Linked DNA regions of Homo sapiens: region 1 is linked to region 2. Evidence: chromatin loops called from intact Hi-C (ENCODE). Cell type or tissue: Caco-2. All regions are shown on one strand. Each heading gives the region's core, and the rest is flanking DNA. Links, peaks and the distances in the headings are about the cores only.

Region 1 (4,393 bases), core at 113-4,112, 140 kb after region 2:
GTGGCAAATGGTGTTATGTACTTTCTGTTACAAGACCCCATAAAACACAAAGTGCCTGGCTGTCTCTTTTTGGATGTTGAGATTAATCAGTGGGCCCAAGTGTCATCCATACTCATGCATTATAAAGATCTCCATTATCTACTGAAAGGTTTTAGTAAATAAAGGGTTACAAGCATTAATCTAATTCTTATATTCCTGCTACATTTGTTAGCTGGAATTCTTCTATAAAAACAAATTTCCTTTGTAAACTATTGGGCTACCTTAAGATAGAGTTTGTATAGTAAAGACAATGGATGCTTTTATTCCATTCTCTAACTTGCCACTTTTCAAATGAGTTGGATCCCTCACATTCTCCAAGGAAACCTCAAAAATGTTTTATTTTTTAAAATTTTTGTTGGCCAGGCACAGTGGCTCATGCCCGTATTCCCAGCACTTTGGGAGGGAGAGGCAAGAGGATTGCTTGAGCTTAGGAGTTCAAGACGAGCCTGGGCAACATGGTGAAATACCATCGGTACAAAAAATACAAAAATTAGCTGGGTGTGGTTGTGAGCACCTGTAGTTACAGCTACTGTGGAAGCTGAGGTGGGAGGATGGCTTGAGCCTGGGAGGTGGAGGTTTTAGTAAACCAGGACTCCTTGCACTAAAATAGCTGATTCCAGGTCCTAAATAACAAATGAGCCGAGATTGTACCACTGTACTCCAGCCTGAACAACAGACCCAGATACTGCCTCAAAAAAAAAAAAAAAAAAAAAAAAAAGTGTTGTTCTTTGGTGTCATTATGCATTCATACTTCTAACGTAATTGATGTGATCCAATTCACCGCAGTTATTAGTCATGTTGATGCTAAAATTGTCCATTTTTTGGTTAGCAAGAGCTCCTTCAAATTGGCCCCCATATCCTTCCAGTAGTCCCCGCTTAGTCCTTGACACCTTCCTTCCTTTCTGGGAAGACAAGATGTTTCATGCTCAGTTCGTACATTTTTAATTCAGAACCTGGAATCAGCTATTTTTGTGCAAGGAGTCCTGGTTTACTTTAGTGGGAAATGGCATTTAGGTATAGACTCTGGACACTCATGGCTAATTGGCTTGGTCATTGTTTCTAGGCCTTTTCGGTAGGCAGAGCTAATCAATACTTTTTTTTTTTTTTTTTTGAGACGGAGTTTTGCTCTTGTTGCCCAGGCTGGAGTGCAATGCCACAATCTCAGCTCACTGCAACCTCCTTCTCATGGGTTCAAGCGATTCTCCCGCCTCAAATTCCTGAGTAGATGGGATTACGGGTGCCCGCCACCACGCCTGGCTAAATTTTGTATTTTTAGTAGAGATGGGGTTTCACCATGTTGGCCAGGCTGGTCTCAAACTCCTGACCTCAGGTGATCCACCCGCCTCGGCCTCCCAAAGTGCTGGGATTACAAGCGTAAGCCACTGTGCCCGGCCCCTTTTCTCTTATTCTGAAAACTGTTGGTAATGTCAATTACCCTTTTGCTCTATTCTTCAATATGAAAACTGTTTCAAAATAACAGTAACAAAATTATTACTAATAATATGATTAGTAAAAACAGGTTAAGAACTCTTTGTAATTCTTTTGTCCTCAGAACATATATACCAGGAATATACAATTTATGTGTTTTAAAGTAATGTAAATAACTCCTGGATTCAGGTAAAATGGTGGAGTAGGAAACATCAGGAATCTGTCTGCCTACCTCCACAACAACTGCACGGGCAGACTCTGTCTGACGTCAGTATTTTGGAACTCTGGAGTCTACTGAAGGCTTGAGGTTGGAGCTTTGACAAACATTCACTGCAATTTACTGTCCATTTTGCCTCTTAGCATAGCAGCAGCTAACCATCCCCTGTTCCTAGCTTTGTGGCAGGCCACAGTGCATGTGTTCTTGGAGTAGCTTGTACACAGGTTGCTGGTGCAGAGTGTGCAAAAAGCACCCTGCTCCTCACTGCTGATTGCTGTTTCTGATCACAGAGGTGCAAATGATGAGGCTGGCAGACATTTTTGTCACACCTTCTCAAAGGCTGCAAGCCCCTCCCGCATTCCACTGAAGTGAATTCCAGGGGATTTAAAGGGCTAGCACCGTTTTCCCACCTCTATTCATTTTTCTTTTTTCCCCCTTTCAGGAGCCAGACATTAAAGACTAGGGCAGTGAAAAGCAACTGTGTATACAGGAAAAATTAGAAAGTGACCAAGGAAAGGCACAGGTTCAATAAAGATTTGAGAAAACCTTAAGGTTATACCTCAGGTTGATTCTAAGCACAGCGACAGCTTACAACAACCAAAAAAACAAAAACAGTAACAAAACCAGCAAACCCTGGGGGAAAGGGGAGAATCTGATTTATAGAGTTATAACATTATTAGACTGAAATGTCTGGTTTTCAGCAAAAACAATCAAATCACAAGACATACAAAGAAACATAAAAGTATGGTCCATTCAAAGGAAAAAGAAAAATAAGAAATGGTCCCTGAAAAAGACTTGATGGTAGATCTATTACACAAAGACTTTACAACAAGAGTTTTAAAGATGCTCTAAGAACTACAGGAAGATGGGGAGAAAGTTATGGAAACAATGTATGAACAAAATGGAAATAGTAGAGAAATAGAAAACCTAAAAAGACCAAAAAGATATTCCGGAGCTGAGAACTATAAAAACCGAAATGAAAAATTCACTTGAGGGATTCAAAGACAGATTGGAGCAGGCAGAAGAACAAGCAAACCTAAAGACAGGATAACAGAAATGACTAAGTCTGAAGAACAAAAATAAAAAAAGACCGAAGAAAAGGACAGAGCCTGAGAGACCTGAAGGGCACCATCAAGCAAACCAAGAAGAGAAAGACAAAGGGGCAGAGAGAATTTTTGAAGAAATAGTAACTGAAAACTCCTTAAATTTGATAAAAGACATAAATATAAACATCAAAGAAGCTCAACAAACTACAAGATGATCTCAGACTCGCAATGAGACACATTATAATCAAACTTTCAAAAGACAAAGAATCTTGAAAGCAGCAAGAGAGGGCTGGGCAGGGTGGCTCACACCTATAATCTCAGCATTTTGGGAGGCCAAGGTGGGAGCATCACTTGAAGCCAAGAGGTTGAGACCAGCCTAGGCAACATAGGGAGACCCTGTTATCTAGAAAAAGTTTAATTCGGCCGGGCACAGTGGCTCACGCCTGTAATCCCAGGACTTTGGGAGGCCAAGGTGAGATCACAAGGTCAGGAGATCGAGACCATCCTGGCTAACATGGTGAAACCCCGTCTCTACTAAAAATACAAAAAAAAAAAAAAAATTAGCTGGGCATGGTGGCAGGTGCCTGTAATCCCAGCTACTTGAGAGGCTGAGGCAGGAGAATGGCATGAACCCGGGAGGTGGAGGATGCAGTGAGCTGAGATTGCGCCACTGCACTCCAGCCTGGGTGACAGTGTGAGACTCCGTCTCAAAAAAAAAAAAAAAAAAAAGTGTAACTCTACAAAAAGTTGGTTTTTTTTTTTTTTTTTTTTTTTTGAGACGGAATCTCACTCTGTTGCCCGTGCTGGAGTGCAGTGGTGTGATCTCGGCTCACTGCAACCTCTGCCTCCCAGGTTCAAGCAATTCGCAATTCTCCTCCCTCAGCCTTCCGAGTAGCTAGGATTACAGGCGTGCACCACCACACCCGGCTAATTTTTGTATTTTTAGTAGAGATGGGGTTTCATCGTTTTGCTCAGGCTGGTCTCAAACTCCTGACCTTGTGATCTGCCTGCCTCGGCCTCCAAAAGTGCTGGGATTACAGGCGTGAGCCACCACACCTGGCCCCAAAAACTTTAAAAATTAGCCAGGCTTGGAGGTATGCGCCACTAGTCCTAGCCACTTGGGAGGCTGAGGTGGATTGCTTCAGCCCAGGAGTTTGAGATTACAGTGAGCTATGATTGTGCCACTGCGGTTTATCCTGCTTGACACAGTGAGACCCTGTCTCTAAAAAATTCAAAAAGAAAGCAGCAAAAGATAAGTAAGTCATCACATACCTGGGATCCTCAATAAGATTTTCACCAAATTTCTTATTACAAACTTTGGAGGCTAGAAGGCAGTGGGCCAATATATTCAAAGTACTAAAAGAACAACATCACCAACCAAGAATCCTATATATGGTAACTATCACAAGATAGTAACTTGAACCCATGTGAAGAAATAAAGATCTCAATATAGGTAAATGCTATGTCTGAATGCATCCCCAAAAATCAATGTGGTAGAAATTTAATCCTCAATTCAACAGTGTTGGGAGGTGAGGACTTTGGTGAGGTGGTCAGGGCATAAGGGCTCTGCCTTCATAAATGGATTTATGCCATTATAAAATGACTTGATGGAAGGAGTTTGGTCCTTTTTGTCCTTCCACCTTCTGCTATGCAAGGACACTGC
Region 2 (4,393 bases), core at 140-4,139:
GTCTGAAGTGGACACAGTCCACAGCCTGCATAGTTCAAGACCAGCCAGGCCTTGCTCTGTGGCAAAAGTTTTAAACTGTACTTGATAGTGTACACTGTTGCACAGCTTTAAAGCGAAGCAATTCTTGATACATTTTAAATTCTTACTGAATTTTTATTATTTCCAACTGTGCACATAAAGTAAGACTCTTATCATTGTAGACTTTCACCACTTAAAATTCTCAGGCTGGCACGGTGGCACATGCATGTAATCCCAGAACTTTGGGAGGCTGAGGTGAGAGGATCTCTTGAGTTCAGGAGTTCGAGACCAACCTGGGCAATGTACTGAAACCCCATCTCTACCAAAAAAAAATGAAAAATTAGCTAGGCACAGTGGCATGTGCCTGTGGTTCAAGCTACTTGAGAAGCTGAGGTAGGAGGATCACTTGAGCACGGGAAGTGGAGGCTACAGTGAGTGGGGATGCACCACCGCACTCCAGCCTGGGTAACAGAGCAAGATCTTGTCTCAAAAAAGTAAAATAAAATAAAAATGAATAAACTTCTCATAATTCAAACTCACATAAAGGTGACTACCCTGCTGCAGTCACCATGCTAACCAAGCGATTGCAGTTACTGTCACCAGTTATGAGACATCTGTGCCCCCCATGAGATGTGCCAAGGACACACCTGACCCAGGTGTTCCTGCCACCCTTGAATCTAATTGTGCAGACACCAGACAGACTCTGGGACATTCTACATAACGCCCTGCCTGTGTCTACTCCAAAGACTTCAAAGTTCAGAAACAGAGACTGAGAAAATGGTCTGGTTTAAAGGGACAGGAAAACCGTGTACAGTGCTTGTCTCTGAATTGGAAACTGGACTGGGGTGAAAAAGATAGCTGTAAAGGACATTGTTGGCACCATGGACAGAATTTGATCTGAATGGTGGATTGTATAAATGTCAAATTTCCCTAGTTTGTTGTACTGTGACTGTCTCCTTGAGCTTAGTGAATACATTTTGAACTATTTAGGGATACAGGGGCACAAAGTCTGATACCCGATTTCAAATGGAGAAGGAGAGGAGCAGGGGTAGATAGATGATATGGAGGGAGGGAGGAAGTGAGGGAGAGAAAATGACAAAATGGTTGTGGTAAAGGGGAAAAGTGGAAACAGGTGGTGAAGCCAGCCGAGTGAGGGAGTATTGGAGAATTTTTTGTACTATTCTTACAAGTTTTTTTTTTTGTTGTTTTGTGTTTTTTTTGAGACTGAGTACTTGCTCTGTCGCCCAGGCTGGATGGCGCGATCTCGGCTCACTGCAACCTTTGCCTCCTGGGTTCCAACAATTCTCCTGCCTCAGCCTCCTGAGTAACTGGGATTACAGGCCCACGCCACCATGCCCAGCTAATTTTTTACTTTTTAGTAGAGACGGGGTTTCACCATGTTGGCCGAGCTGGTCTCGAATTCCTGACCTCATGATCCATCCACCTTGCCCTCCCAAAGTGCTGGGATTACAGGCGCAAGCCACCACACCTGGCCTATTCTTTTTTTTTTTTTTTTTTTGAGACGGAGTCTCGCTCTGTTGCCCAGGCTGGAGTGTAGTGGCGCAATCTCGGCTCACTGCAAGCTCCGCCTTCTGGGTTCATGCCATTCTCCTGCCTCAACCTCTGGAGTAGCTGGGACTACAGGCGCCTGCCACCACGCCCAGCTAATTTTTGTATTTTTAGTAGAGACGGGGTTTCACCATGTTAGCCAGGATGGTCTCGATCTCCTGACCTCATGATCCGCCCGCCTCGGCCTCCCAAAGTGCTGGGATTACAGGTGTGAGCCACCGCACCTGGCCTATTCTTTTAAATTTTCTATACATTTGAAAGTTTTTCAGAATAACAAGTTAAAAAGCTAGTCCTATATTCACTGCCATCTAAAGACCTCCAACCAATAAAAAGTTTACTATATTTCATCTATTCTAAGATAAACCTTTTTTTTTCTTTGCTTGATAGTATTTTTGACTTGGGGGTACATTTAAAAACTGATGCCATCTTAGCACTGGGTCACATTTTGACAGCAGTTTTTCGTCATCATTTGTCTTAGAATTAGTGGCATCTCAAATTTGATGAAATACTGTATTTTTCTCTGGCTCTGTTATGTGAGGAGGTGGGAAAAAAGAAGACTCCTAGGAGCTTTGCATGTGACATTTTTTCAGCCCCTCATGCCCACATCTACACTCAAGGATTCCACCCCCATACCATGTAGCTACATTAAACTCAACATATTCCAGACTGGATTTCTGTCTGCACCTCTATCTACCATGCCAATCTGTGCTTCCTCTGTTTCCTCCCTCAAGGAACAGAAACCTGATATTTAGCCACCGATGGCCCCAGAAGGTCCAACAGGAGGAGCTCCAGGACCTGTCTAGGAGGGGAGATGTGGACACTTCCTGTAAAGTGGGGCATGCATGAGGAGGAGGTGGCCTGGATCCTTCCCTTTCTGGGTAAAGGGTGGAAGCGGTGTGGATTCTTTACTTCGTGTGTTCTGATAGCCATGTGTCACTGTGTACTTGTTCTTTGGGTCTTCACATCTCCTCCTGTTGCATTTTAAAGCATTTCAATGGCATTTTTATGCCTAATAAAGCATTCTCCTAGAAAAAAAAAAAAGACGGTGGTGGGCACAAGGCCCTTGCCCAGCCATGCCATGGCACAGACACTAGCTTTGTTTCTTGAAATGACTTTGGGATCCAGATGTCTGTGCTTCATTTTCTCCATTGTCAAGTGAGAATAGTTTTCCTGAGTCAGTTGAGATAATGGACAAGGGAATTTAAGGTGCCATAAAGCTCTAAAATTCTGTGATTTAAAATAGGGGACTTTTGAAACAGTCATTTATACTAGAATCATTCAAATAACAGATACACTTTAGGCAAACAGCTCTGAGCGCAGACGTCAGTGAAGGGCAGGGGTGTGGCTGGTTTCTCTGCTTCCTGACTCCCCACACTCCTTCCCAGGTTTCTTTCCCTTATTGGTTCCTGTTTCTGGGTGATTTTTACACTGGATGCTTGCAGGGAATTCATTCCTGACCACCAGGAACAGGTGTGCTGTATGGAACAGGCTATGGCCTGATGCTCCAGGCTCTTGTCTGCTCCAGGGTCCCTAGTCACCGCCATGTTGGAAACTTTTCAGGTCTCCTCAGACCTTGAACTCTATGTGTGTCAGACTTAGAAATGGTTCCATGCAAAGTCTTTTTAGTTGACTCAGGGGAAACTGCATCAGCCCAGGATTGTAACATTTTATTTTAGTTTATTTTGTTTGGCATGGACTTCAAGTAGTTGCAATAGCAAAATATGGTAATTTTCCCATCAATGGGCTCCTCAGATTGCTGTGTTTTATCTACATTTAGGTTGACAGGCAATTCTGAATCCTCTTTTAGGGCCTTTGAATTGTTGGTGTTGACACTGACCTTCACAGCAGGCTCATTCTTTAGAAATAGAAACCCCAAATGTTCAGGCCTCTGTCAGAGTCTGTGCACTTTAGGATACGTGTAGAGAGCGTAGAAGAGCATCAGTGTTGTGTGTTATGCCTCTAGGCTCCTAATCGCATGGCTGGAATTTCAGATATGAAAGTTGGAATAATCATGAGAAAAGGGGTAGACTGTTCTTAGGATTTTTCAGCATAGATTTTATAGGCTATGTTATTTTATTCTTTAATTTTTTTTTTTTTTTGAGATGGAGTTTTGCTCTTGGCGCCCAGGCTGGAGTGCAGTGGTGTGATCTCGGCTCACTGCAGCCTCCGCCTCCCAGGTTCAAGCAATTCTCCTGCCTCAGCCTCCCGAGTAGCTGGCACTACAGGCATGTGCCACCATGCCCAGCTAATTTTTGTATTTTTAGTAGAGACAGGGTTTCACCATGTTGGCCAGGCTGGTCTGGAACTTCAGACCTCAGGTGATCCGCCCGCCTCGGCCTCCCAAAGTGCTGAGATTACAGGTGTGAGCCACCACGCCTGGCCTATTCTTTTATTTCTTTATAGTCAACATGAAACTAGAAAGGTTACACCCAGGTTCTGGGGAAGAGAAAGTGTCTCAGTTTTATAACAGATGGATAGAATGGACCGGGACGTGGAATGTTTGGTTGAAGTATTGCTTTTTTGTTCTGGGGAGGAAGCAAGTTAATATTCTTTCCTTATAATTCAGTTTACTAATACAGATTCTTACATGACACTAGGGCTTTTCAGGTTGATTTAGAGCTGGAAGAGACATTTTCCGTGTATTTTGGATATCAAATTCCTGTACTTATTTCATGGAAAAACTTTTAGAAAACTATCAAAACTACCTTATATGCTTGTGTGCTGTTAGTAGGTATGGGGCAGTATGTAAAGGTTTGTGTTCCAACTCTGGCGTTATCACTCACTGTGAGTTCACTTAGCAGATCTG

What was found. Peaks named below come from ENCODE experiments on the same cell type or tissue, not always from the same donor. Only the 100,000 strongest peaks of a DNase experiment are listed, where the experiment ranks them.
Region 1: a loop joins it to region 2, with 3 times the contacts of the local background. A loop is called at or near these places in 1 of 110 quality-filtered maps.

What each region holds. Positions count from the first base shown.
Region 1 is chr20:25,434,877-25,439,269 of GRCh38, reverse strand. The region is part of intron 5 of GINS1 (GINS complex subunit 1); the gene reads right to left. Among named protein-coding and RNA genes, the nearest start is that of GINS1, 29 kb to the right of the region's middle. RefSeq lists enhancers at 546-1,217, 1,218-1,889. In Caco-2, for the core only: no CTCF peak of the experiment used is centred there; a DNase peak (open chromatin) is centred at 1,999.
Region 2 is chr20:25,572,591-25,576,983 of GRCh38, reverse strand. The region is part of intron 1 of NINL (ninein like); the gene reads left to right. Among named protein-coding and RNA genes, the nearest start is that of NINL, 11 kb to the left of the region's middle. In Caco-2, for the core only: a CTCF peak has its summit at 2,375; a DNase peak (open chromatin) is centred at 2,393.